2 separate regions of the Homo sapiens genome follow, and region 2 is linked to region 1. A link is a loop called in an ENCODE intact Hi-C map of the cell type or tissue named here. Cell type or tissue: endothelial cell of umbilical vein. All regions are shown on one strand. Links, peaks and the distances in the headings refer to the core of each region. The heading gives the core; the rest is flanking DNA.

Evidence for each region. A loop is a pair of places that touch in the nucleus more often than their neighbours do. Peaks named below come from ENCODE experiments on the same cell type or tissue, not always from the same donor. Only the 100,000 strongest peaks of a DNase experiment are listed, where the experiment ranks them.
Region 2: a loop joins it to region 1, with 8 times the contacts of the local background. A loop is called at or near these places in 2 of 110 quality-filtered maps.

Annotation. Positions count from the first base shown.
Region 1 is chr11:86,628,443-86,640,045 of GRCh38, reverse strand. The region is part of intron 2 of ME3 (malic enzyme 3); the gene reads left to right. Among named protein-coding and RNA genes, the nearest start is that of ME3, 38 kb to the left of the region's middle. In endothelial cell of umbilical vein, for the core only: no CTCF peak of the experiment used is centred there; a DNase peak (open chromatin) is centred at 7,055; H3K27ac peaks cover 1,971 bases.
Region 2 is chr11:86,479,398-86,491,000 of GRCh38, reverse strand. ME3 (malic enzyme 3) reads left to right here. Exons shown (of 15, transcript NM_001161586.3): 7 at 3,561-3,664. Among named protein-coding and RNA genes, the nearest start is that of CCDC81, 110 kb to the right of the region's middle. RefSeq lists an enhancer at 6,340-6,634. In endothelial cell of umbilical vein, for the core only: no CTCF peak of the experiment used is centred there; a DNase peak (open chromatin) is centred at 6,560; H3K27ac peaks cover 3,772 bases.

The DNA.
Region 1 (11,603 bases), core at 4,021-9,020:
TGGCTAAAGTTTGCCTTGAGGCCGAAGGTGAATTCTGGTCTCACCTCCACTCTCTGCCCAATAGAAGATGTTGAGATCACATGCCCAGAGGTGGGCTTTGATTCCCATCAGCTCTGCTCACTCAATTGTCTCATACATCCTGCCCCCAATCACCCACTCATGCGAAACGTAGTTGGAAGACTGTGTCCCAATTATCTGCCCTTCTTAGAGACTTTCAACCACGTAACCCTGAAAGCAAAACTATGTTTATAGCCTAATTTGAAAGGATATTCAGGTTTCTTTTACCTTGAAGTTTTCTGCTTTAATGTGGGGCTTCATTTTTACTCCATTTAGCATCTCAGTTTGTAGAAAATAGGAGGCATGTCTGCTCCAGATATCATCAAGATCAACACAACTGAGTTTATGAGTGATTTTCTCATCTGAGAGAGAATTAGCTTTGAATCCAGACCCAATAGAAAGCTCAGATCCAGGATTCTAGGAGAGGCACCACCACACAAGGGTATCCTCTGAACCCTTGCTTTGGAAGGCATCATTTTATATCCTGGATACGGATGCTTAGATGTATGTTTTTGTGCCAGGAGGAACTGGTTATGGCAATGTGTGGGGGAGATGTTTATCCTTTGGATGAATATTTGGGTAGGAGGTTTGTGTTTCAAGAAACTGAGCACTAATTGTAAATACAACCATTTTGCTGTGATTGACTCACTTCTTATTCATTCTTTTATAGGATCTTGTGGAAACACATTATGTACATTAGGGAGACTCAGCTCATGCATTTCCATTGAATAAATCTGCTAAAGGAAAAGGCATTACTCCTCCAGCTCCTTTTCAGACAGGCAAGAATATAAATCTTGTGATTAAAACAACAATAATAACAGCAAACTTTTGTGGGGAACCATTAATTCCTAAGACAGGAGATCTCAGACAGATGTAGTAATAAGAACATTTGCCACGGAGAGAGAAGACATTAATATAGAGTGAGAGGCTCTGCTGTGTTACCTGCAAACTTCTATTTTTGGGGTATTGTAGTTGATAACCCAAGGCTCCTTCCAATCTAACATTCTCTAGAGATAGAATGGGCATGATGACAGTGATTTCTGGTGGGGCTTTCCAGACAGGTTTGGAAGTACAGTGGTTCACATTTTGATGAGGAGGCAAGTCGGGGGAGTAAAGTGGAAGGAGCTCAGGCTTAGGAATTCAAGGGACATGGATTTACATCCTGACCCTGCCACTTACTAGCAGTGTGATCTTGGGAAGGTTACTTGATCTATCTTTCCTGAAGTTTGCTATCTGTAGAAAGAGGATAACAGTTCTAACCTCCTAAGGTTGTTTTGAGGATTAAAAGAGATATTATAGCTATTTAAAGTGCTTGTTTAACACAATATCTGACACATTGTAGGCCCCCAGTAAATGCTAGTTTAAGCTCCCTTACCCTTTACTAGCAATGATATCATATTAGTAAGAGTTCTAAAAACTTGAAAGATAATGTGTCATCCACCCTTAGCCTACACTTCACATGAGTTTTCGTCCTTTTTTGAGCAAAAGCTTTTATTTTAACAAAGACACATTAAGTTCTACTTATTTATTTGTGTGCTGTGGTTGTGATTTTTTTTTGCATTTGTATATGAAAAATCAATAGTAAATGCTGATTTCCTTTTCCTGTGGCTGTAATTGCTATGTTAATTTAAAGGTCTGATTACAGAAATGAATGCAGCTGTGCTGCTCTTGCACTGCACAGCCCTGGATGTGCTGTGTGTGTACCCAGGCATGCTGCACTCCCTGTACTTACATCATTTAGGAGGAAGTTTCCAGTACCACAACCTCACAGGCAGTATTTAATCACCTCAAACTCTAGCTTTGAGGTTAGCCTGGAAATGAAAAGCCACTTGGGTTTACCACAACAGAAAAGTCAGAGGTACACCATTTCTAAGACAGCATGTGGGGAGGCACAGCCAGGCCTGGGGGGCTCCTGTGGGAAGCTGGGAGCCATGTGAGTTTCATACCCAGGTGCCATAGTAAAGACAGAACCTGCTTCCTTATGTGTGTGTGTGTGTGTGTGTGTGTGTGTGTGTGTGTGTATGCATGAGCATGTCTGCACATATATATTCATATATTTGCACAAATTCATAGATACATTATTTCTACATATCAAGCCTGTGCCCTGTAATCATCAGTGACTATTTTTCTGTGTGTGCAGAGTTCAGGATGTCATCTGGACATTTCTATGGTCTCCGTATCTCCATTTTCCTTATCTCCAATTTCTCCTACTCCCAGTTCAACTTCTTCATCAACCTCTACCAGATGAAATTGGTAATACATGAACTCCCCTTCTTAAAAAGTTTCCTGTGCTTCCTCCCACCTACAGCACAAAGTTAAACTCCTTAGCACAACGCACAAGGCCCTTCTCGAGGGGTGTCTCAATCGAGCCTCATCATCCCTACTCCCTAGTCTGTGCTGTGCGTGCTACACAAGACTCACTGCTCCTAAGTGCACACCAGGCTCTCTTGTTCCACATCTTTGTGCTGCCTACTCCCTTGCTTCTCTTAGCCCTGCTGGCTCTAACATCACTTCCCATGGAAATCTTCCCTGACAGCTCTAGACCAAATATGGGCTTTCTCATTGTGTCTGGGTGTTTATTCCACTGCCATGGCACTTATCACACTGCTGTAATGAGTTTTGCTTTTTTTTTTTTTTTTGTGCTTCTTGTTGTTGTTGTTGTTTACGTATTACCTTCAGTACTATAATAGGATCTCCCAAGGACCGTGATTGTTCTGTCAGTTTTTGTAACCCTAAGAGCCTGGCTTGGTGCTTCACACACATGGCAGATGCTTCATAGTATTTGTTAACTGAATGAGTTAATGGAGACTCCCTGAATGTACGTGTATAGATATTAGTTACGTATAAGACCCACACACTGTTAGTCTTGAAACCAATTGGGGATTCTGGATACAGGCACCATTACTGATTTGCTCATTTTTTTCGCCATTTTTTGCTTCTTTTACTTTTTACATTGATTCAAGAATGATGGCAGGCAAACAGATTCTTAACGCACTTGTCCAGATCTTTGGCTTCTCACTTTCTCTGTAATTCTACTCCTCTGGCCTCACAGCATCCTAAAGCTTAGCTTTTAGACCCTACTCTGCTACTTACCAGCTGCTGTGTAACTATAAGCAAAGCACTTAAGGAGAAACAGAAACTAACCTTCTTAGGAACACCTTCATGTATCTTGCTCATTTAATTCCCATAACACCCTTTTAGATAATCATTTATCAACTCTGTATTTTCAGGATGAAGAAACTGAGGATTTGAGAAGTTAAGTAACTTGTTCAAGATCACACACAGCAAATAGAAAAGCCAGAGTACAAATGCAGCTCCGATTCCAAAACTTGTGCATGTTCTACTGGACTGCTTTGTCCTCTCCAGATCTCACTTTCTCCATCTGAAACATCACCAGGTTGTTAGAGGAGTAAGTCAGGAATGAGGGCTATGCATGCCCTGCAGGCTGTCATGTGTGTCTGGGCATAGGGAATGTTGTCACTCTGGAGGTGCACCAAGGGATGCTTCTCCTGAACCAGTGTTGGTTGCAGTGGTTGGGCAGTGCTCAGCCACTACTCTTCAGTCCTGGCCATGACCTCACTCCCTCTCTTCATGAGTGTTTATGCCAGGCAGTGTCCTAAAAGCATTTCACAGACATTATCTCATTTTAAAGACTATAAAAGCTCCAAGGGGCAAATACCTTAGTTAGTCTCATATAGATTAAAACAAACAAACAAAAAAAAAAAGAAAGAAAAACTGGGTTCAGAGAATGTAATAGGCATCCCTAAGCTCTCACAGAGGATTTAACCCAGAAAGTCTCAAACCAGACATACCCCGCCCTGCCCCCAACACATTTACCACTACACTGAATTGCCTCCAATTCCTACAACCCCTCAGAAGCTTCAGGCTTCCATAGCACCCAGGTTTCTTTCTAGGACCCTTGTAGGCTGGTAAATGATCTCTACCATCTCTACCTGAAAATGTGTGAGCTTTAGCCCAAAGCTTCCCAGGATACGGGGACTAGGTTAAACAAAGCAGCCCCAGAAGAACTAGGGAAAGAAATTATCAAGCCAAAAGACCAGGAGTCCAGTTCTGGCTCTGCCATTTGACCAGACTGTGCTTATCTCTCAACTTCCCTAAGTCTGTTTCCTTGTCTGCAAGATGAGTATCAACATCACTGAGTTGTTCTGGGAAATGACATAGGCTGTGTTAGTCCATTTGTTGCTGCTGTAACAGAATATCACAGACCAGGTAATTTAGAAAGGAAAAAAAGTTATTTCCTCACAGCTCTGGAGCTGGGAAGTCCAAGAACATGGTTCTGGAATCTGGCAACAGCAAGCCTGCAAGACAGAGACAGGAAATAAAGTAGAACTCATCCTTTTTTTAGAAACCTACTCCTGAGATAACTAACCCACACCCAAGATAATGGCTTTAATCTATTCTTGAGGGCTCTCATCATCTCTTAATGGTCCCACCTCTTAATACCATTACAATGGAGAGTAAGTTAGTTTCCAATACATGAAATTTGGAGGACACATTCAAACCACAGCAGGCTATCATAACAAAATACCATAGACTGTGTGGCTTATTCTCACAGTTCTGGAGGCTGGAAGTCTAGGATTGGGGTACCATCATGGTTTCTGGTGAGGGCCCTCTCCCTGGCTTGCAGACAGCCACATTCTCACGGCGTCCTCACGTGGCCCTTCCTCAGTGTATGCAGGTGGAGAGAGAAAGCTTTGATGTCCCTCCCTGTTCTTATAGAGCCAATCACCCAATCCTCTTCTTACAGGGCCAAGGCTCAAGTGATCCTCCCACTTCAGCCTCCTGAGTAGCTGTGACTACAGGTGTGCACTACCACGCCTGGCTAATTTTTGTAGGGATTTCATCATGTTGCCCAGGCTGGTCTGGAACTCCTGGGCTCAAACGGTCCATCTGCCTTGGCCTCCCAAAGTTCTGGGATTACAGGTGTGAACCAGCGTGTCTAGCCTGTTCCTAATTTTTTAACGGTGCCTGGTAACATCCAGAACGGAGCAAAGATACAATTTCACCCCTCAAGAATTACCATTTAGAGGTTCTGGGTTTTTTGTTGTTGTTGTTGTTATTCTCACGATTACAAGTCAATTAAAATGGATAATCCTGTTTAAATTAACTTCTATGGTTTGTTATCAATCACAGTTTCAGTTTGTCCTAACAGAGAAGCCAAGGATAGTGTTCAAAGGAACCTTCCATAAGATTTCCAAGAAAGAAGACAATGGACAAACCAGCTGCTATCTATGATGTTTTATTTTCAGAATGAAACACAAAACAAACAAAAAAAAACACAAAAGACCCAGAACCATTTACTAGCATGTGAATGTGATCCTGTCTCTAACTTGAGCCTTCATGCATAGTAGACAATACCCCAGGTATGGGACTAAAATGCTACCAGTCATTCTTTGTTTTTTGGATAATTTTCTTTTGGCAGCATGATAATTTATTTCAAACCAAAGTCCACGACTTTGCTGAGACACAGGTAAGCTGAGCGACAGTAAGAAAGACAGTCTCATGATCTGATTATGAGCTAAGAAAACTGGGAAGTCTAGAGTTTAAAAAGCTGTCCCACGGGCATGCTGACCATTAGCTGACATGCTACTCACAACCAGGATGTCAGGAGGGAGGTTGGGAACATCATAGCAGTCTAAGGAGAAGACAGTCCTGGTGGGGATGACTGTGGTACCCATGTAGAGACATGAACCCAAGCTCTGGCTCCATACAACCCAGTTCATTTGGGAGGGGGATTTAAATCAGGGCCCCCACTTCTGACTGACCAGATGGAGGCATCCCTGAACACCCCTCTCAGGTTTCCCAATCTCTCCTCCCTCTACTCTTCCTTCTCCTTTTTTTCTTCCTCCTTCCCTTCCTCATGCCCAAAATGGCTGTTTGTAGGAATGGAAGGAGAGGGGTGTATTTTGGGAGGGATTTGGGGACTCAATTAATGGAACATATCAAGGTTAAGGGAGAATAAGTGCAGGAAGGAAATTCTGGTTCCTTTTCTTTCCTCCTATCTGGACTCCAAAGGCACCGTCATGGCAGAATCAGCATGGGGCTGTGAGCCAGTGGCCCTACTCTCATCTCAGCTCTGCCACTGATGGTGGGCCTGTCATTTAACTGCGTTGAGCCCAGGTTTCCCCTCTAGATGGTGGACATGTAACCTCCCCAAATGACCCCATGAGGCCCATGGTAGATGCTTCTGTCTGTGAAGTCCTTCATGATTGCATCTGATGGACAGACTCCTCTCCTCTTCCGGGCCCCTCTAGCACGGTCCTCTGTTGCCCTCTGGCCTATAGAACAGCATGCATTTGGGTTTGAGAGCAACCTGGATTTGCAGCCAAGACACCCATGAGAGTACCTTCCTCTCCCTCACAACCACCCTTCTCATACCAATCAAGTCTCAATGTCCCTAAGCGTCCTGTCTAGCACCTTTTCATTTCTCTTATTACATTTCTCCTCCATGCCCTTACTTTCCAGCTATTTTAATGTGCTCAGTGGAATGTGGCATTTAACAGCACGGGCTCTAGAACCAGCATTACCTGGGTTCAGATTCTGACTTTGCCTCCCCAGACTGTGGCACCTTGGACCAATTATGTAAGCATGTTGTGCTCAGTTTCCTGATCTACAAAATAGGGTTAATAATAGCACCCCTCATGTGGCTGTATGAGAGTTAATAAATCAAAACACACAAAGCCCAGGAAAGTACCTAGCAAATAGTAAGTGACTAAATGTCAGTCTGTCACTGTGCTTATGTCCTTGGTCACATCTCTCTTGTGGGTCAATGAGCTGCTTGGAGACTGTAATGTGGCCTTGGACTTTACAGAGATGAGTTTCTGTGACCAGAGAATAAGCAACCAAATCCTCAGCCTGGCCACACAATGCTGGATGGTGACTCAGTGGTCATTACTGACATGCATATCGGACTCACAGCAGTTTTCTGTGGGAACCCTCAACATCCTGACTCTGTGTCCCTGGGCACAGGGGCCGTGCAGTGCTCAGGCGGAGAGTGACTAAGTGCTGCCATCCAGCTGTGGTGGCTGACTCATGCATGAGGACTGAAGGATGTGGATTCTGAAAGCCCTTCCTCACCGTTGTGTTTCCTGTCCATATAGCCCTGCCCCAGGGCCTGGGGCTCCCATGGAGGACCAGTGCCCAGGAGAGATTCGTGTGACTGCAGAGCACCTGGGTTGCCCTGAAGGAAACCACTGGCCTTCAGTATCACTCACTGCACCTGGGCCCACCCAAGGTCTCTGGAGTGCAGTTCTGCCCCTGTGGCCTCCTCTGTCCCCTCCTTCACAGCGCAGGCTGTCACACATGTGGCAGGTTCTCCAACATATGGCCAGAGAATCAGTGTATGCAGTACTGGAGGGGCCTGAGGATGATGTCCAGGGCCATTCCTCATTTTGCAGACATAGAGACTAATGTCTGAGGGAGGCAGGGTCTTCAGCAATACAGTCAGGACTAGAATCCTGAGGACTAATTCCCAAGTCCATGTTCTTTTCAGGAAACCCTGCTAAAGTAAAAGAATACAACTTCTTGGCTGTAGTGTGAGGAACAGGCAGAAGCAGGCACAGGGAAGCGAGTCCAAGATACCTGGCTTACAGAGCCTGCTCTACCCCACCCCCCTTGGCCATTTTGTCTCCCTTCTTCACTCCCCTATTTAGGCTCTCGGATCAGGCAGTTCCCCACTACTTCCCCACAAACTGTGAGGCCCCTGTGAAGCTGCTCTCCCAGAGGCCCTCTGCTCAGGCTGCACTCTCTTGCACCCAGCAGCCCTTGAACACATCACTTTTGGAAGTATCCAGTCCACACCACTATGCTGTTGGAGTCAGGCAGGTCAGAGTTGGAATCACAGAAACTATGTGGCCATGGACAAGGTACTTAGCCTCTTTAAGCCTCAGTTTCTTCATCTGTGGTCTTCTTCATATAGGTAAAATAAAATAATTTGGCTGGGCATGGTGGCTCACACCTGTAATCCCAGCCCTTTGGGAGGCTGAGGCAGGAGGATCACCTGAGGTCAGGAGTTCGAGACCAGCCTGGCCAACATGATGAAACCCTCTCTCTCCTAAAAATACAAAAATTAGCCGGTCATGATGGTGGGTGCCTGTAATCCCTCCTATTCAGGAGGCTGAGGCAGGAGAATTGCTTGAACCCGAGAGGCGGAGGTTGCAGTGAGTTGAAATTGTGCCACTACACTCCAGCCTGGATGACAAGAATAAAACTCTATCTCAAAATAATTTATAACTATCAGAACAGTGCCTGGCAGCCCGTAGGCTTCCAATGTGCCATGCCTGTTATTATTATTGCCTGTTATTTTTAAAGCTTCACTCAAATTGTCTTTATTATGCCCATGGTTCCAGATGCATCAGAATTACCTGAGGATTTTTATAAACAAGACAGTCTGATCTATTAGGTCTGAGAAGGAGCTAAGGAATTTTTTTTTTAAGTTCACCAAGGAGATTCTGATATGCGTTTGGATTTGGGAACCACTAAACCCCTTCATTGCCCACGGTTTTCTTATGAGTTTGGCACTAGTTCTCTCACATTCTTGTCACTGCCTATAAGTTACAGGCAGTTTTGCAGGTGGACTGACCTTAGATTTGGAAGATCCCAACTTAGATCTGTAACTTTTCTATCCCTCCTAATGAGCTACATCTCACCAAGACATTAATGTGCAGAGAAGGGGGAGGCAGGAGAGCACAGGGACTGTGACCACTGGGCTTCAGAATTGGAAATCCCTGTGTTCAGTCCAAGTTTTGGAACTCACTGGCTGTAGCTCTTCAGGCCAAGCTCCATGACCACTATTTTGTAACTGCTTGTTAAGAGGGATTTTGTTCAACCTAACATCTGCAATTCGGTACATAGCATCCTTCCCCTAATCCAGCAGTTCCTCCAACCTCCTGTTTCCCAGGGCCTCAGGCCCCAGACCTGGGCTCATCTGTGACTCGGTTGGTCCTCCCATCCTAGTCCTCCCCCATTTATGTCCTTCCTGCCATCCCTGCCGCCTCCATCGGAAATGAGACTTCCACAAACACCATCTAACCACCTGCCCTCCCTCACCCTGCTCCTTTCCAGGTTTCCTCAGGGGCTCCTGATTAGCTGTGGCTCCCTTTCAAACTTTCACTGCCTCCCCACTGCCTGCATACTCTGTGTGGCACTGCACAGGCACTGGCCTCAGCCCTTGAAAGTCCTGACTCGGGTTTCTAATGTTCTACTCACACTTAGTAACATGGTCATTCAATAATAACAACAGCTTCTGAGGAGACGCTGGGTGTTGGTATTCCGAGAAGATGCCAAAGAGTGTGTTGTCTCCAGGCCACAGGCCTGATTTGATCAAATCTGCTTCATCCTTTTGATTTCTCTTGGCATTTGGACTTGTTTGAGGCAAACACTGCAGGAGGTTTGGTTTTTACCTAAAATTATAATGTTGCTTTTGGGCTTGGAAGCTTGCGTGTAAAGCACTTGTGGCTGTTTAAACTCTGCAGCAAAGAAAAGGCCAGGAACACATTCCCGGTGCTCTGTTTCATGGAAACCCAGAGACAGCACAATCCATAACATCATGAAGGATACAGGAGAGGCTCTGGAGACCAAACCCACTCAGGTGTCCAGCTCAGGCCCCCAGATATGTCACTGGAGTTGGAGCCTGCCAAGTCCAGCTGCATTTGGAAAATACTTCAACCAAGCGCTGTCAGTCAGGGCCTCATGACCAGAAATCCATGCTTCTGCTGCTTGCTTTTTCCCTTTATTGATAACAGAGGTAACTCAAACCTTTAGCTCATATGTTATTAGCATGACCTTGAACTCTCTTCTTCAAAAGAACATTTTTGGGGGGATACACTGTATGTAAAATAGATCAAAACAACAAAAGGTTCATCAGGGGATGATGATCTCTATTCAATAGGGGATGTAGATCTCTATTATTGGTGGCAAGTAAATCACTGCAGAACCTCTGAAGTTCCTCCAGGTCTAGAGTTCTGAAACAAGTGCTTGTGTAGGCATTATTCAGACTCAGTTTCCTCTTCTGCATGCTTCATACCACCTCATTGTCATGGTGCAGGTATAGCAGAATTAAACCTCAACAGTGCACATTTAGACTGTTATTTACATCCAATTTCAATCACAAGTTCTCAGCCATCTAAGCTGCTAGTGAGGTGCCTGGCAGCAGCGGGTGGGTAGTAGTAAGCCCAGCTAGCAGGGTAAGTTCTGTAAGCTGCCTCATTAGATAAGAATGGCTGCTTTGCTCAAAGCCTCAAATACTCCTGGCTTGTGTCCTCAGGACTACTCTTGAACTCTGGAAACAAACAATGGGACACCAAGACACAGAAGATACCCAAGACAGTAAGAGCTGACTTTAATATTGGAGGACAGTGTAGACTGGCTGATATGTTTTCTCTGAGAGTAAAACTTCAAGTAGTTTTATCTTCATACAGTGTCTCAGGCTCCAAGTGATGAAGGGAGTTGTAACCAGTATAAGTATACTAGTTCCTGGTGGGAGGAAATGTGTCCTTTACCCACGGGGGAGGGGGAGGGTCTAAACCAAAACACATTTAGTTAACCTCCTTTCTTCAGCAAAAGAGATTGTTTCTCTGTTTTTAAGAACGGGTTTTTTAAGTTAAGGGCTTCTTTAAGAAAACAAATAAATGAGTACGAGCCCTGCATCTTTCTCTCGAAATGTGTTTTGAAACCTCACAGACAAAGCCATGCCTCTGGGAATAGTCCAGCTGCTCTGAATGTTATGACGAAGGAATACAAGTTCAGGGACATGAACTCGAGATGCTAGACATTCTCATGACCTGGTGAGAAAGATAGCAGGGCTCCAGTTTCCAGGCCTGGGTTTTCTTTCCCCAAAAGACAAACCATCAGTCAGACCCATTGAATTCACTGTATCACCAGTTAGGTTTTGCAGGAACAAGGGGCACGCATGTAGCTCCCAGGCCTCTCTTTGCAGACCCTGTTTAATTGGAATTGTTAATGCAAGACTGTGAGGAAGAAGAGCGGACTGGTTCTATGCTTTGGGAGAATCAGATGACAAGCACAGCACTTTCTTTATCTTTGATTTTTCCATCCCTTGCTTGTCAATACTAGATTTAGACGTTTCTCTCCATGTAACGTTTCTCCTTCCTCATAGACTTTTCTGTAATGAGGACTATAAAACTGAGGCTCACAGGCCCCATAATTGAGTCAAGGCCTACCCAGTGCAGGAGTTGCAACTGCGGTCTGCATGAATCTAAAGTCTGTATTTCCATTTTCTGACGTGGTTACCTAACCCATTACCTAGAAAGGAGCTGAGTTCCTAGGCAGGTGAACAGAAACATTAAGGGCTTCCAGGTAAGACTGATGTCTAGATCAGAAAATAGACCTTAGTATCAAATAGTCTATGAGGACAGAGCCACTGTAGGACACTGATTCTCAGCTTTGACTGCACTTTACAGTCATTTGAGAAATTTAAAAAAATACTAATGACTGTCTCACCTCCAGAGATTCTGAACAAATCGGTCTAGATTATGGCCTAGGCGTCAGAATTTTTAAAAGCTCCC
Region 2 (11,603 bases), core at 3,565-8,564, 150 kb after region 1:
TTATAGTCACCCTTGTATCTCAGCAGTATCTCATTATGGTTGACCTTTGATCTTTACTGCAGTATACTGAGAAATTTTTTGAAAATCTAAAAATCCCTTAGTGCCACTGGGGAACTTAACTTACCCCAGAAACTGCATATGCAGGATTGAGAAATTCACTCTATGCTGCTTGATGCACTAAGATTCAAATCTGTGACTTGGCAACATTCCAAATTATAACTCACCATGGACCCTTTTAATCTTTGTAAGAACTGCCAAAGTGAATGTTTTCTGCCAATGCCAAGAGTAACACTATTTTCAGTCATTTTTATGTATGTCCTTCCAAGCTCTGTATGTATGTGCTTCAGAGAGTTATAATTATGATATCTGTGTAATTTTGTATCCTGTTTTCTCCACTTTAAATAGTCTCTTACAAATTTGTCCAGGTGACTGCAAAGTCTTAAAACCACCAATTTTAATTACTGCCTAGCTATTCATCATGTTACTCTACTATCATTTATCATTTCTTCTTTCTGGCTGTTTGATGCTTCTAAGTGACCTTTGATGGTCACTTTGAAGGTAGCATGTGGAAGGGTAGGCACCATGTATGCACCACTTTCACCCTTTAGGTCCCCCCTACTGACACACACACGCACACACCCCTATCAGTGAAGAATCCTAAACAGTTTCAAGGGTGTCCAATCCAGGGGATTAGGAGAGTGAGAGAGGAGGCCAGGACCCACCATCTTTCTAAATGTAAACCTGTGGTATCTTTGACAAAGTGCTAAACCCAGCTCAGATCTTACGTGTACCCAGGCCTTGGGGTGAAGGGTTAACAGATAATTCCTGTTCTTTTCTGTCCCTTAAACTACACCCTCCCCCACACCTAATACAGTGATATGAAAGCAGTATGGACCCAGAACAGTGTCCTTAAAAAGAAAAATTGATTCTTGTTGGTATGCAGAAGAGCCACCCATGCAGCATGACTGAGTGCTTAAGACCACAGACTCTGGACCCAACAGCCCAGCTTTGAATCCTGACTCCTGCACTTACGAGTCCAAGGTCTTAAGCAGGCTGCTTCACCTCTCTGTGTCTTGTTGCCTCATTTAAAAAATGGGGGAAACGATGAGACCTACCTCTCGGGTCCTTTGAGAAATAGATGAGTGAGAAAGGTACTGGGGAGACACCTGTGAAGAATAAAGGGGGAGGGAGTGGGAGGAGTTGGGGGTGAGTGGGGCCTTCAAACTCTAGTACAGGTCAGACACCTGTGAAGGGAGAGCAGAAGGGAGCGAGGACTGAGTAAGAGAGCCCAGGGAGAGTCTCCCCAGCTCAGTCAGGCCAGTGAGAAGTTCCTGCCCCAGCAGAGTCTCGGTTGGGCAGGAATGGTTTCCCCCACACCCCCTCCATGCTCAGTCATTAAGCAATCCAGGGAGAGTGTGGCGGCTGAAGGCTGTCCACCAATTGCCCTCCCTCAGCAGGTTCCCTTAAGATAGTTCTGAGCCACACACCTCCATGGCTGACACAACCTCATTGGGTTAAGTAAAGCACTTAGGGCAGTACATGACACATTGGAGGCACTGTGAAAGCTAAAACTGCTACCACTGTTTTATAGCATATGTTATAATTCACCAAGCTCTTTCATATATATTTTTCCACTTGATCATCACAATCATCCCCATGCAGCCCCTATTTTATCCCCATTTGATAGATGAGAAGAAGCCTTCAAGAGGCCCCACGACTTGCCCAAAGTCACACAGCTCGCTGTGGTGGAGGTGAGACTTGATTGTAAGCCCCCGAGGGTCGGAGTGTAGGCCCACTGGTCCTTATCTTTGTGTCCTGCAGCAGCAGTTCAGATGGAGATGAAGACAACACAAAATCCTGTTCTCTAGGAACTTATATTTTTGGTGAGTTAGACAAAAAAGTAGATAATTCCAGGAAACTAACCCATGGAATTACCTCCCATTTCCCAAATACACCAGGTATTTCTTCCTCCTGCCTCCAGCCCTCAACCTTTCCTTGTGCTGTCTTCTCAGCCTGGAGGCCCACCTGCTGAAATCTGCCTATCTCTTCCTACCTGACCATTTTCTCCATGACACAATCCCAATCTGCCCCCCAAAGGGAATTTCTTCACTCATCACTGTGCCTCCATGTGCCACACTTTGTTCCAAACCAGCGTCACTCTGCCCTGCAGTATAATGTGTCTGTTTACTCAGCAGCCACCTGTCAGCACCTAGAAGGCAACAATCATTCCTTGCTCCTCTACAAATCCCCCACTGGGCCCAGTGTCAGCAATAGTACATGAGAAATAAATGTGTCATGCATGAATGAGTCCACTGACTCTGTGTAGGGGTGGCAGGAATGGAAGACGTGGAAAGTTGGCCAGCAGGAGTGGTCATTCACACCAACGCACACACAGATAACCCAATAGCGTATGACTGCTGTGATGGAAGGAGCTGCAGGAGGTGGGGTGGAGGGGCCCTGAACACAGGCTAGGTGTTAAGGTGAGCATCTCTCTTGAACTGAAATTCCTGGTTGTTTCATTCTATGCTTGTATCCCCAGGGCCCAGCACAATGTGAGGCACATGGTAGGTATTCAGTAAGATTTCAAGGAGGGAGGGAGAGAAGTAAGAGAGGAAGGGGGAGGAAAAGAGAGGAATGGAAAGGAAAGGAGGGTGGGTTGGTTTTCTAACATGAGTCCAGACCAGGGACTCTGGATGCGACCCAATACTTCAATGAAATTCTGCCTGAAGTCAGCTACAGTGGTTCTCAACCGGTGACAGTTTTGTCCCTAAGAAGACCTTTGGCAATGTCTCAAGACATTCATTTTTTCTTCTTTTTTTTTGAGACAGGGTCTCATTCTGTTGCCCAGACTAGAGTGCAGTGGCACAATCATGGCTCACTGCAGCCTTGGCCTCCCAAGGTCAAGTGAGCCTCCTGCCGCAGCCTCCTGAGCAGCTGGGACCAAAGACATACACCACCATGCCCAGCTAATTTTTAAAAATTTTTTGTAGAGATGGGGTCTCACTGGGTTGGCTAGGACAGCCTCAGACTCCCGGGCTCAAGAGAACCTTCCACCTTGGCCTTCCGAAGTGCTGAGATTACAGGCGTGAGCCACCGCATCAGGCCTTGAAGTCATTTTTGATGGCCACAACTGCGAGTGTTACTGGCATCTAGTGGCTAGAGGCCAGAGATGCTGATAAATATCCTACAGTGTGCACGTCAGGCCTCACGTTAAAGAATTATCCCAGCCAAAATGTCAGTAATGCCACTGTTGAGAAATCCTGAAATAACCCTAAAGCCTGCAGACAGAGGTTGAAAGACTGTGTCTGACAGAGGCTTGCCTGGTTCAAAGCATCCTTGGTTTCCAAAATGAGGACCATCTAAGAGTCCAACCTCAATCACTGGCTTAGCCTCCAGACCCTTTCAGAAATGACACCTGGGCGGGGGGGATCCAGTTACCTTCTTACTCCCCCCTCTCCTCCCACCTTCTGGTTCTTCCTAATAATCCTGGATACTTGTTGGAAAAAAAAAAAACAGGAACACCGGGAGTAGGCTCAGTCAATGGGTGCTGTCTGTTCCAGGAGCTGCTCAGAGACCCTCTGTACATCGGCCTGAAACACCAGCGCGTGCACGGGAAGGCATACGATGACTTGCTGGATGAGTTCATGCAGGCTGTGACAGACAAGTAAGTGGACCAGTCTGTCCCTTTTGAAAGAGGACTTTTAAGAGATGCCGTGACTAAAGTCAACACTGGTTTTGGCTGATATACAAAGTAAAGGCAGTAGATGCATGCTTTTCCAGGTATTCTGAAAATTCCAACTTGACCCCTAGGAGTGATAAGACTGGACACCAAATGGGCTCATTCTCTGAGAGAATCCCTGGGAGCAGTGAGGGGAGGGAATGAGAGGGTTGATGGCTGAAGGCTGTGATCTGGAGGTAGTTAAGTATCATTGTCCCAGGAGAAAAACCCCCTTGGCCTGAGCTGTTTAGGGTTCTCAGCACAATTAGGGATGTTGCAAGTGATGGAGGAAAAATGTGTGCCCTTCTGATGAAATGGCTTTGGAAGGCAGCTTGTCACATTTGGTTATTTTCCACCTCTATGTGAGAACAAGGAAGTGTTAATGAGGCACTGTGGCAGACCACACGGGCTCTGGGCCTGCAAGATTTATGAGGTGTCATCTCTTCACTGGGGAAGCTTCACAGTACTGGCAGCTTCCACCCCACTTGCCTGCCCCATCTGTCTGCCATCGTGGCCACCCGCTCACACTGCTGTGGCTGACGTGCCGCTGGGATGGAGGCCTGATGACAGCCCTCACACACCCATGTTTACTCTGAGAGAAGAGCTGGTCAAGCCAGAGTTTCAGCAGCTCAGTGGGCCTCTGAAGACAAAGCATGTTCCCCTCTCACTTGCAAATCTCCAGCCTTCTTGCTGCCTGAAGATTGCACAGGTTTGGCAGAGATGGCCTGCCCATCCTTGGCAAAGTGCTCCCTTGTCCAAGCTCAGCTTCTCCAACCAGAACAGTGGGCTGGAGCCCACAAACTCTGCACAAAGTCTCATCTGGGTGGGCTTCAGGGGTGGGCAAACTGTAATTTGACCTTTGACCCCTCCACTTTTCAGATATGTGACCTTGGGCAGGTTACTAAACTTTTCTGGGTTTCCTTATCTGGAGATAAGAAAAGAGTTTTGTTGGTGTTGTGTTTTGTTTTTTAAGATGAGAGCAAAATAATATTGTGGTTATATAAGGTGGAAATGATCCTGTCAAAAGACAAAATGAATGATGGACTGTAGGATGGGGGGAAAAAGTCCTTGAGTAAGCAAGCAGGAAAAAGGATCCAGTGCACACCTGAAGAGCTTAGTCTTGGAGCACAGAAAATCATCCACAGGGAGAAAGGGAAGGCAGAGTACTGGGCACTGATGGGGCAGGTGGGTAGATGTGGTGGTGGGAGCGAGGGGGAGTCCCATCTGCTTGAAGACAAGGACATCAGCATAGAGTGAGGATGGGGAGGTTTAAGGATAGAGGAAGTGGGACCTAGTTATCTAGGAGAGTGGGAGAATGTCCAGACTGGGAAGCTGGATCATGATCACTGGGCAGCTCTCTGGGCCCCCTTGGGGTTACTGTTTATGAATTTAACTTAAGCTAGTTAACCTGTTTCTTGCTTCCTCAAGCCAGGTTCAACTGTCTGGGTCCAAGGGCAGGAAGACGAAGAGAGCAGGGTGTAATCAGGGTTGGGGATTTTGCCAGGCAAGAGAAAACGGGAAAGAGCAAGGAGTTGAGAGTCTATTCAAGGGAATGATTATAATTGTATCATGAGCTCTAGGCTGGGTAAAAGGGGAGAGAATGGGAGGACGTGGTAAAGGGGAGGGACAAGGGACAGTGAAAGGGTGATCAATGGATAGTAAGTCCTGGTGAGGTTTAGAAACTGTTGAGTTGGATAGTACGTGGAATAAGCTGGAAAGAAAGGAGGTGGTGATCAGAAAGTTAGATGTTTGCAGCTAAGATTATGGAGGAAGGGCTGCTATTGGGATATGGCCACTAAATAAAGCAAATTCAAGGGTCAGCTGCATTAATAGAGGCATAGCATCTAGGACAAGGGAGGTGAATGTCACAATTCATTATCTCCATTTCAGAAATCCTGAATACCACATCCAGTGCTAGAGAAGCTACATTGAGGGTTAAAAATTACCTAAAGTGCCTTTGGAGTGCAATAACTACGATAGTGAAGAGAACCAAAAGCTGAGCCTGGTAGAGAGAAGACTCAGAGACTGCTCTGTCTATGTCAGGGACGTGCTAGTACCTCCAGATTCTAAAAGCTCTTCTTTCAGAAGAGAATTGGACTTGTTTGTATGTATCTACATGGAAAAGAACCAATTGGTGGAATGCTAAAGGAAGCACTTTTCAGCTCAAAATAAATCAGGGCTGTCTCACATTGCACTGGACTGTCTGTGGGAATGAGTTCCCTGTCACAGAAAGAGTTCAAGGATAGGTTGCATGGCTTATTTGTGGTGATATTATAGGAAGGAATTCAAGCATCAGATGTTCTTTAAGCTGCCTTCCCACCCCAGTATTCTATTCTAACCTCTTAAAAAAATCCTCTGTAGCCAACCGGATAGGTATTATTATTCCCATTTTATGCAAGAGAAAACTGAGACTCAGAGAGGCCAAGTTAGCTATCTCAGGTCACACAGTACCTGTCAGGACTACAAGCTGAACCCAGGACTACTGACTCCAAGTACAGACTCTTTCTACAATGCTGTGTCACCTGTGGATGAAAAGAGAAGGGAATGAAATTGGCTTTGAAAGCCCACTTTTTGCTTCCTGTTTCCAGGGCTCACTGCTTATCTAATGAGTCAGTAATCATTCTGTGATTCCCCACAGAAAAGTATTGCTATTCGTGTGAGAAGGTTAAATAAACTAGGATGTAAGAAGCTGTTCAAACTATCCTCAAAATCAGTTCACAGTTTTACAGACACACACACACAGGCAGTCCGGGAGCGGGGGGCGGGATCCTTGGGGAGGGGCATGCGTCAGCCAACAGGAATGTGTCATTAAACAGAAAACATGATGGATTGATGGTTGGTTGTTTTGACTTTCTAATAAGCTATAGCAGATGTTTCTGTGGATACTGTAGGTGGGGAATGAGCTGGTCTCCCCAAGCACTCTTGGGAATACAGTAGCTCCAAGACAGAATGCCCAGCCTGGGGGTGAGTCAGGAGTTCCAAAGTCAAACACAATGTATTTTAAGAAAGAACCTTGGGAAATGTTGACTCCTGCTTTCAACATCCTCATCTCTGTCCAAACATCCTGCTAATAAAAAGCTCCACCTTCCTACCCCTACCCACTAATGGGGATGTATGTTAAGATTTTTTGGCCTGAAATAAACTTACTATGGCTCAGTTCCTGCCGTGGAGCTTGGCCACTGAGGAGAACCTGCCAGGACAGAAGGAATCTCCATTTAGTCTGTGAACCACAGCAACAGACAGCTGGGAGTGTCCTTCTCAAAGCTGAGACAAAGACTGATGGCAAGGACTGATTGCCCCACTCTTCCCGCTCTTTCCCTGTCATGCAGTGGATGGGTGCATTGTACCCGGGCACCACCTCCTGCTGTCACGAGTTTTCCCTGATGGTTTCCATTCACATTTTTCATTTCTGTTACTTACAGTAGCAAGGATGGGAGTTGACTGTGTTCTGAGTTTGCACCTGGAGCCCTAACTCTGTCTGATAATTGGCCTGGGCTGGACAGAAACTTGATGTCAGCAGCAGCTTTGGCCTTTAGGCAGGCCAGGAAAGGAAATCACCCGCTTCTTCCCTAGTTCCCAAACCCTAAATACAGGGATTCTTAAGCTGCTTAGATGAGAGTGTTAAAGAAGGGAAATAATAAATAAACCTTTTTAAAAAGTCATCTACTTTTTAGCTCTAGGAAAATTTTTTTTTTAGTCTCTCCATTTTGTTGTCTCTGTGCATTCATTCATTCATTCTCTCTCTCTCTTTCCCCTCACCATAATCACACACACACACGTAATCCCTGAGATACACACCATATTGGAAATCACAATTTCTCTATTAGTGCTCTTTGTAGAAACTTCTAGTTTTCAGAGAAATTCAGACAGCCCTTGGCCTCTCTGATATCTGGAGCCAGTTACCACAGGCCCACTCCTTAATGTTACCTTCCACACTTGATGTGAGCCCCTGTCCTTCCAGAGCCAACCCCGCTTGCTCCAGCATTCATTCTCTGTGTCACTTCAACCTAAATGGGACTCCTCCCATTCCATCTCTCCTCTGCTACTCATCCCACTTGTTTCTACCTTTACATTTGGACGGCTACCCTAAAGGTTTCTGTTCAAATATACGTACTGTCAAAATGACTAGATGTCTCTACTGTGCCCTGATCAGATTTACAGGGATCAAAGGAATTGTTACTTGTCGGGCCTTTGTGCAGAGCAGAGCACCAAAGTTAAAGCTAAAAACAAGGAGATAAGATTCCAAGACTGTTCACTTGCCTCTTGATCTGTGGTGTCAAGGAACACATCTGTTTCTTTTGCTGTGTTAAAAAACCATCCTAAATCTTACTGGCTTAACATTTTATTTGCTCTTGATTCTTGGAAGCTGAACTGACTCAGCTGGAGTGATTCTTCTCCTGGTCTTGCCAATGGTCACACATATGGCTGCTTTCAGCTGGCTAACTAGCTGGGAGCGGGCTCAGCTGGGACACTGGAAAGGTTGGGCTCCTCTGTTTTTCCATTGAGTCTTAGGGTCTCTCCTTCTTCACATGGCCTCTTCTCTTCACAGGATAGCTGAACGTTTTACATGATAGTCTAGGGCTCCTAAGAACACAAGAGTGGAAGCTGCCAGGCCTTCTTAAGGATGAGACCTGGAACTGGAACAGTCTAACTTCCACCACATTATACTGGTTGAAGCAAATCATAGGTCCATACTAGATTCCAAGGGAGGAGGTTATACAAGGAAATAAATACTAGGAGGTATGGTGCATTGGGGGCCACCAATGTCAGAGACTGCCACACCCTATCTAGCCTGGGTAGGATGAGGAATGGGGCAGCCCTCACTATAGGAAGGCGTGAGAAAAGAATAACTCAGTTACACAGATAAGCAGGGGAATGGTATATAAAATCAATGAGCATGTCTACCTAGTACCTGCTGTACACCAGACACTGAGCCAGGCATAGTGAGCAATACACAGAGAAATAAACAGTCCTCCTCTCAGAGAGCTACATAGTCAAAAACATTTCGTATGTATCTATTGAAGTTTAGATAACCTGAGACTCTACACTTTCTTAGCCTCTAAGTGTCTGTGTAAGTCTGGAGCTCAAGAAGAGTTCTGGTGCAGAAACATAAAGTTGGGAGTTGCCAACCCATAGATAGTATTAATATCAAGGGAATGATTGAGATTTCCCAAAGAGAAGAGAATATGACTCACCATGGTTTTCTGAACTGTGTCCTATGGATAACTGCAAGTCAAAGTGCTCAACAAATTTTAGGACTAGACTAGGATATTGTTGGTAAGAATGGCAAGGAGGGTAAAAGGTTTCATTCCTTGTGCCAGCTCTGATTGCTTAGGACTCTGAACCTCTCTGGGTTCAACAGGGATGAGCATCATGGTTGATTAGCAATGTCTGCCCTGAGCATGGAATAAGGGGTGGCAGCAGTGTGCTATCCTTTGCCCCCTTTGGAGCTGTGAGGAGCCTTGTGACCTAAGCATCTGTGACTCTGTGAGCACTCATGCCAGCTGATCCTGCAACTCCCACAACTAAATAGCAACTCCGAGGCTAAAGGAGGCTCTGGGTTATTTTTCTCCAGGTGTTCAGGATATTTCAAGAGCTAAAGTAGGCCTCTATTTTAGTCCACATGAAGCTGCAGCTGCTTCTTCTGAGTTACAAAAACATGCAGGAATATGCTCTCTTGGGTACACTCCACCCCCACACCCACTCCCAATACACTCTGGAGCAAAGCAGTGGGTCTAATATGCTAATACTGACCTATGGTTCCTAAATCTGGCTTTGCTTCTGAGTCATCAAGGAAACTTGTCAAGAATACAGACTTCAGGCTCCTATGCCACAGAAGGCCTGGGTTGAGACCTGGACATCTGTATTTTTGAAGCTGTCCTAATGATTCTCATAGAGCTGTGCAAAGACTGAAATTTGAGAAACTCTTCGGCTGAGCACAGTGGCTCACACCTGTCATCTCAGCATTTTCGGAGGCCAAGGTAGGAGGATTATTTGAGGCCAGGAGTTCAAGACCAGCCCAGGCAACATAGTGACACCCCCGTCTCCCAAAAAAAAAAAAAAAAAAAAAAAAATCAGCTGGGTGTGGTGGCACTCGCTTTTATTGCCAGCTACTTAGAAAGCTGAAGCAAGAGGATCACTTAAGCCCAGGGGTTTGAAGCTGCAGTGAGCTATGATGGTATCGCTGCACTCCAGCCTAGGCAACAGAATGAGACCCTCTTAAAAATAAAATAAAATAAAAAGAGAAACTAATGGACCACATCCCCAGAAGAGGCAACTTGTGCGGCCCCAGCTCCTCCCACTTTCAGAGTCAGACTGAAGCCCAAGGTGAGGGTGTAAGGACCAATACACAGAGACTTTCCACAGTTTTATCAGCAGGGACCTACATTAGGAAAGACCCAGTGTGTTCTCTGAGCTCACCCTGCCATGGAGGTCTACCTTGCAATACACCTACAGCTCTGGCAGCTTCCTTTTAGTCTGGAAACTTCCCAAGCAGAGCTGTGCCCATTGTTTCTGCTGGAATCCCCTTTGCCCTGAGGAACTTCAGCTGCTTTCATGCGGGGAATAATTGCATTTCTACATGTGGGGAAAGCACTCACACATCTGGGTACCTCGGCCCCAAAGACACATCGTGGGCAAGAATCAGGCCTGCCCTTCTCCACAAGCAGGCACATGTTGGGCCTGATTCCCCACAAAGTGCCTTGACTTCATGACAGTGAAACGGCCTGCTTGGGAAGTTTCTGGACAGTGAGCTTGGAAGAGGGAGATGGCAAACTCATTAGTTAGGTAAAGACAGTGGTGACTGCCTTGTTTGGGGAATTTCTTCTAAATGGCTTCCTGTGAAAGTACACAAAATCATATCACCTTCCCAAAAAATATGCCTATTTGGGAATTTGACTCTTCAAACTGGAAAGGGTATACTTATCCCGTGAGGGAATACATTTTGCCAGCAAAGAGATAGAAACAGTAGGTACTGCAACCAAAACTCTGGGAAGTGAGCTTTATTTTCATAACAGATGAGAAAACTCATCATAGAAGCTTGAAGCAGCACTAACAAAGCATGTATCTGATCATGCATTTCCAGTGCTTCTGAATAATGACTACATATCCAACATTCTACTAGGCACTGTAATGAGATTCAAAAGAAATAAAAGACATCAGCTAGGCCAGGCGCGGTGGCTCATGCCTACAATCCCAGCAATTTGGGAGGCCAAGGCAGGTGGATCACTTGAGGTCAGGAGTTCAAGACCAGCCTGGCCAACATGGCGAAACCCCATCTGTACCGAAAATACAAAAAAAAATTAGCCAGGTACAGTGGCACACACCTGTAATCTCAGCTACTCAGGAGGCTGAGGCATGAGAATTGCTTGAACCCAGGAGGTGGAGGTTGCAGTGAGCTGAGATGGCACCACTGCACTCCAGCCTGGGCGACAGAGTGAGATTCCATCTCAAAAAAAAAAGAAAGAAAAAAAGACATCAGCTGTGTCTTCAACAACCTTACAGTCCTTCCAAGAAGACATTTTTGAATAGAAAATAATTAGGGAAGACTTCAGTACCCAACTATTTGGTGTTGACCCTCAGTTCAATGGAAATTCAGAGAAAGGGACAATCAGGGATGATTGGGAAGAAATGGAAGTTGTACAAATTTAGGACCGAATTCAAGTAAGCAGCAGGAGAAAAAATGATGTTCCATATAGAAGGTACATCATGAGAAAAGCAAGAACACAGGAAAAGCAATGAATATACAGGGAAGGCAATGAGTATCTACAAGAATGGGCCAACTAAAAATGAATGTTCAGTGATTTTAAATAAGGTTAAATAAGAATGGTGCTGGCTACATCTATTATTTAGGTTTCTCCAGAGTAACAGAACCAATAGGATATTA